Linked DNA regions of Homo sapiens: region 2 is linked to region 1. Evidence: read pairs that join two places in POLR2A ChIA-PET (ENCODE). Cell type or tissue: HepG2. All regions are shown on one strand. Links, peaks and the distances in the headings refer to the core of each region. The heading gives the core; the rest is flanking DNA. Region 1 has its middle 3.4 kb from the start of TRL-AAG2-1. Region 2 holds the start of CTC-338M12.4 (a long non-coding RNA gene).

Region 1 (2,754 bases), core at 255-2,754:
TTTCCTATTTCTACGTTTAGACACTAAACCTTTTTCATTAACATGTGCTCACTGTGGAATAATTAGACACACCTAAGAAGAAAAAGTAGAGTAAATGAGCTTAAAGAACATAAAAAGCGTCCTCAACCATGCCACACATATTGCTATTATTTTGTTTTAGAGCTTTTAAGACTATTTTCATGGATACTTTAACTTATTTGTCTTATATTTATATATATATATTTTTGAGGCAGGGGTTGGGGGTGGTTTACGCAGTTTAGCCCAACCTGGGCTCAACCTCCTGTGCTCGATCCATCCTCCCGCCTCAGCCTCCTGAGTAGCTGGGATTACAGGCGTGTGCCACCCTACTCAGCTCGACAAGCTATGTTATTTACTTATTTACATTTACATATTTATTTATTTTTCAAACGGGGTCTTGCTCTGTCACCCAGGTTGGACTGTAGTGGCACAAACACAGCTCACTGCAGTCTCGACCTCCTGGGCTCCAGCGATTCTCCCACCTCAGGCTCCGGAGCAGCTAGAACCACGGGTGCGTACCACCACGCCTGGCTAATTTTGGTATTTTTTGTAGAGACGAGTTTCGCCATATTGCCCAGGTTGATCTCGAGCTCCTCTTGCCTAGGCCTCACAAACTGCTGGGATTGCAGGAGTGAGCCACCGCGCCTGGCCGAGCTCTTTTTTTGTTGTTTTTTGGTTTTTTTGTTTTGTTTTGTTTTGTTTTTGTTTTTGTTTTTGAGACGGAGTCTCGCTCTGTTGATCAGGCTGGAGTGCAGTGGTGCGATCTCAGCTCACTGCAAGCTCCGCCTCCCGGGTTCACGCCATTCTCCTGCCTCAGCCTCCCGAGTAGCTGGGACTAGAGGCGCCCGCCACCACGCCCGGCTCATTTTTTTGTGTTTTTAGTAGAGACGGGGTTTCACCGTGTTAGCCAGGATCGTCTCGATCTTCTGGCGTCATGATCCACCCGCCTCAGCCTCCCAAAGTGCTGGGATTACAGGCGTGAGCCACCGCGCCCGGCCCCGAGCTATGTTTTAATAAGAATACTTTGCATTGTGTTTTGTAACTTGCCTTTTAAAAAGTACTTAACTTCGCTGGAAAGATTCCATAGTAAAAAGAAAAAGAAAAAAATACTCAACAAAGGTACTGTGATGCCACTCATTCCTACATTTTATTTTTCGCCTTTATGAAATTGTAAACAAAGAGCCACAGGCCGCGCTGGGGTAGGGGAGGGGTCGCCCTTCAAAACGCCACCAGGGGACCCCATGGCCGTGTTTTTTGTTAACCGTTCACAGCTCCCTCTAGGAACCTTCAGATGCTCTATGATGAGTGCAGTTTTCCGCGACTCTTTCAAATTCTTGGGTCGCCGCCGCACACGTGACCGCTCGGGGGCGCTCAGGACTCCACCGCGGCGCGGCTCTGGTCCTGGCGGGGGCGCGATGCAGGCTCGGCGCTGTGCAGATCGCGCCGCCCAGGGTCCCTCGCCCCGGGATCTCGGCGCGCAGGTCTTGCAGCGCCAGACGCAGCGGAGCCCGGGCCCAGGGCTGCAGGAGGAGAGGGGACCTGGGCCCGCCGGAACTCCCTGTATACCACAACCAGACCGCAGCAGGATTGGTATCAGCGGGAAGAAGAAAACAGCCCACAACACCATTTTCATTGTTCCAGTGTTTGGAAGAACTCTAGATATCTAAGCAGCCACTGTTGTTGAACATTTAGACTCAGATTTTTTTTTTCCCCCCATTGCAAGATTATCCTTGTGGCTCAATCTCTGTATAACATCATAATGATTATATAGAGAAATAAATATCTAGTGTAGTTAATGGGCCAAAATTCTATATATTTTTTTCTTTTTTTGAGATGGAGTCTCGCTCTGTCGCCAGGCTGGAGTGCAATGGCGTGATCTCCGCTCACTGCAAGCTCCGCCTCCCAGGTTCAAGCGATTCTCCTGCCTCAGCCTCCCGAGGAGCTGGGACTACAGGCGCCCGCCACCGCGCCTGTGGTGTGTTTTTACGCCTGGTGTTTTTCACGCCTGGCTAATTTTTGTATTTTTAGTAGAGACGGGGTTTCACCGTGTTGGTCAGGCTGGTCTCGATCTCCTGACCTCGTGATCCGCCCGCCTCGGCCTCCCAAAGTGCTGGGATTACAGGCGTGAGCCCCCGCGCCCGGCCGGGATTATCGTGTTCTTGCGGCTGAGTGGTGCTCTGCTGCGCATCCACCTCGGTGCCTCCGCCCACTCCTGCACCGACGGCCGCTGCCTTTGCTCGCAGATCTGGGCTATTGTGAACAGCGCTGCGGTAAACGTGGCGGCACAGACATCTCTCGGGCAAACCGAGGATGCGATACGGATACTTCCTCCGTCATTTCCACTCCCCTTTCTCCAGGCCCTGAAGCTCCGTCTCCACGCCCGAACTCGTGGCCTCCCATTCCCCAGGCAGCTTCTCCCGAATGTCCCCTCTCAGAAACCGGTGCCAGCGCGTCCCCGCTGTGCCACCCCCAAGCCCACTGCCAACCCCGCACAGTTCCGCGTCCGCCGTCTCCTCTCCCTGCGGTCGCTGCCACACCCTCTCGTCCGGTCTCCCATGCCCCCTTATGCTACCGCGTCGGGCATGAAAACTTCCTTTTCTTTCTTTTCTTCTTTTTGTTCAAGACGTTTCCCTCTGTCACCTAGGCCGGAGCGCAGTGCTGCGATCACGGCTCACTGCAGCCTCCACCTCCTAGGCTCAAATGAGTCTCTTACCTCAGCCTCCCAAGTAGCTGGGA
Region 2 (3,008 bases), core at 252-2,751, 62 kb before region 1:
CCTCCTGCACAGAGTTTTAGCTGGCAGTCAGCAGGCCCTCTGGTCCTGGCCACGCACCTTTCCCTCAGCCTCGCCTCAGCATTCAAGGGAAAACCTGCCACCGCGCAAGCCCTCCAGGGTCTGGAATGCTGGCAGGAGGGGATGGATGCCTCTGCTCCTGGAGAAAAGGGCTCTGGCAGGGAAGCCTGAGGGGCTGGTTCCAACTGTACAGGTCCTGTGGACTCCTCAGAAAAGGAATGGTGAGATGGATTTTCATAGGAGAGCCTCTCCAATTTCTCCTTGGGACTTTTTTTTTTTTTTTTTTGAGACGGAGTCTCTCTCTGTCGCCCAGGCTGGAGTGCAGTGGCGCCATCTCGGCTCACTGCAAGCTCCGCCTCCCGGGTTCACGCCATTCTCCTGCCTCAGCCTCCCGAGTAGCTGGGACTACAGGCGCCCGCCACCACGCCCTAATTTTTTGTATTTTTAGTAGAGACGGGGTTTCACCGTGTTAGCCAGGATGGTCTCGATCTCCTGACCTCGTGATCCGCCCGCCTCGGCCTCCCAAAGTGCTGGGATTACAGGCGTGAGCCACCGTGCCCGGCCTCTCCTTGGGACTCTTACCTTGTATGGAATGGAAGTGGTGCCTCTGGGGTCCCAGACACGGGAGAGAGGAAGCAGCCCAGGGGCTGGGAGAAGTGGTGAGACCCAGAAGAACGGTGGACCCAGTCAGGAAGGGTCCTGCCAGCAGGGCGTGGGCCAGCCTCGGGGTCTTCCCCAAAAGGCAGGTAGGGGCCTCCAGCAAGCTTCCCACCTCCGTGAGGCTGGAGAAGAGGCCCCCTGGATGAGAAGGAAGAGGCCGGCAGGTCCGGCGGGCGCAGGCACAGGTAGACTTCTGGTGGGAAAAGCGTGACTCAGCCTCCTCCAGCGGCTGCAGGACGTCCCCCCGCTAGAAAGGGCCGGGCTCCCTTTGCTGACCCAGAGTCAACCCAGCGATTCCTCCCGGGGAGGCGGGGGGCCCCGGCCCCGGCCCAGAGCGCATGCCTATGCCGGGAGCTGGGCGAGGACAGGGCACAGCCACAGCTGGGTGCCCAACGGGAAAGGCGGCCGTTCCCCCTCAAGCTGCACCTGAAGGGGTCCCCAGGGTCGAGGCCACTTCTCCTTCGGCTCAGGGTTGACCTTCAGTGACCACTGTGGCCTGCGGGCATCCCCTGGGAGGGACGGAGGGGGATGGAGGAAAACTCCAAAGGGAAAGGCCGAATCCTGCAGGGTCTGGTCGTCGGAAAGCCAACCATACAGTCAGCCCTCCCTCTCCTCGGGCTGCCGTCGCCATCCGGGTCCACACGGGCTCTAAGACAAAACCCCAATTGCCCCCAAGGCCCCATAGGAGGGGCGCTGCCAGAATCGCCTATTTTTAGTGAAAGAGAACCGGGCCGGGAGACGGCGGCAGGGGGCCGGAGCATTCCCGAGGTCTCGGTCTGGGTGTCGCGAGGCAGGGAAAGAGGGCGGCCCCGGAGCGGAGCGGGAAAGGGGGCGGGGCAGGGTGGGGCCGGACGTGGCAACCTCCCGCTTCCGGGACAGTGACCCGCGGCGCGGCAAGGCCTTTCCCTTGGGCGTGGGTGGGGACCTGGACTCCCTGTGGAACGTTTAAGAAAAAGAGAACCGAATGAGGTTTCGCGAAAGGAAAAAAAATGTAACTGTGATCTAGTGCTGTTGACGGCCGCGAATGGAGAAACCCCGTGTTCTCGAGGACAAATTGGAACTCCTCGGCGTTTTAGGTCCTCAACCCGGGAACCCCTCGCACCGCGAATCTCAGTCCACAGCGGGAGGCGGGTGTGGTCGTTCACCTATTTGTGCCCGAGGGCTCAGGGAGGCGCTGGCATGACCCGAGTGGGGGGCAGCAAGCTGGTTAGCGGGAGGGTGAAGGCAGCGGTCTTCCACGACCACCACAATCACCTGGGTAGGGATTGAGTCCCGTATTGGAAAAGCGAAAGAACAGTCAGCTGGGGGTGCCAAGGAGGCAGGTGATGTATACAAACCTGGAGCCTTAGGATGGTCCACAGGCTGCGGAGGACCACAGCCAGGACAACGTCCCGGAAAGCCCAAGGGAGACTGCGGCGGAAGGCAGGGGAACCTGCAGAGGACCAGGAGAGCAAGCTGTTTCAGGGAGGGATCCTGGCCTTCCCTGCACACCTGGGCGTCTACAGCCTCCGGCAGCTCTGCCACCCTCCCTCGCCTGTCTTCTGCCTTTACGCAGGCTTTCTAGCAGACATTGCCAAGGTTCTTCTCCAGGCCTTCAAGGCCCTAGGTTAACTGCACCCTCCATTTCCCTGCTCTGTCCTCAGCCCCTCCACACTCCAGCTCAGTACGTTGGCACTAACTCTTCCCTCCGATTGAAATATTTTTCCCCCATTTGACTTCCCTCCACAGGAACATTATTCTCCCATATACCCGCAGGGCTCTCTCCGTGTCTCTGTTCCAATGTTCTCCCCTCTTCGCATACCGTAGGAAGTAAACTGCAAATAAAACAAACCAGGGTCCCCCCTCTGTCTTGTTCACAGCTGTGTCCCCAAGACCTAAAATAAGGCCTGGCACCCAAGAGGTGCTAAGTTTCACAACATTTACTCTGCCTTGTTCAGGGCGCTTTACATTTGCTTCTTCACTTTCCACACCACCATGTAATGTAGATACTAATATTATTTCCAATCTCATTTCACAGATGAGAAACGAAAGTTGATAGATGTCACAAATAGAAAAGTATATACTTAGGTATAATGCCCCCTTTATTTTGCATAGATGTTGGTGGCTGCTATCATCCTGATCTGTGCCCCTGTTTAAAACTACTTGAATAGACATGGTGCCAACACTGTCTCTTATAGTCAGAGATGGGTGAGAATGGGAGCCATTACTTATTTAAATTCCTGCGGTCGAGCGGAAGGCAGAAGGACAGTTAGGTATCCGTGTTCCACCGCTTCCCTGTCTGGGCACGTCCTTCAGGGCACAGTTGGACCCCCAGACCCCTGGGCTTTTGT

The links. ChIA-PET counts read pairs that join two places held together with the same protein. Peaks named below come from ENCODE experiments on the same cell type or tissue, not always from the same donor. Only the 100,000 strongest peaks of a DNase experiment are listed, where the experiment ranks them.
Region 2: POLR2A ChIA-PET joins it to region 1 with 12 read pairs; 25 of 35 experiments call an interaction of 5 or more read pairs at or near these places.

Annotation. Positions count from the first base shown.
Region 1 is chr5:181,182,897-181,185,650 of GRCh38, reverse strand. No RefSeq gene overlaps it. Among named protein-coding and RNA genes, the nearest start is that of TRL-AAG2-1, 3.4 kb to the left of the region's middle. RefSeq lists an enhancer at 739-1,239 and silencers at 806-1,473, 1,427-1,636. In HepG2, for the core only: a CTCF peak has its summit at 1,387 (motif pointing right); a DNase peak (open chromatin) is centred at 1,330; H3K4me3 peaks cover 1,259 bases.
Region 2 is chr5:181,244,979-181,247,986 of GRCh38, reverse strand. It overlaps CTC-338M12.4 (a long non-coding RNA gene), which reads right to left and starts at 1,446. Exons shown (of 3, transcript NR_109909.1): 1 at 1,105-1,446; 2 at 601-871. RefSeq lists enhancers at 1-655, 656-1,582, 2,314-2,363, 1,583-2,511 and silencers at 914-1,013, 1,244-1,323, 1,424-1,503. In HepG2, for the core only: no CTCF peak of the experiment used is centred there; DNase peaks (open chromatin) are centred at 946 and 1,506; H3K4me3 peaks cover 2,500 bases.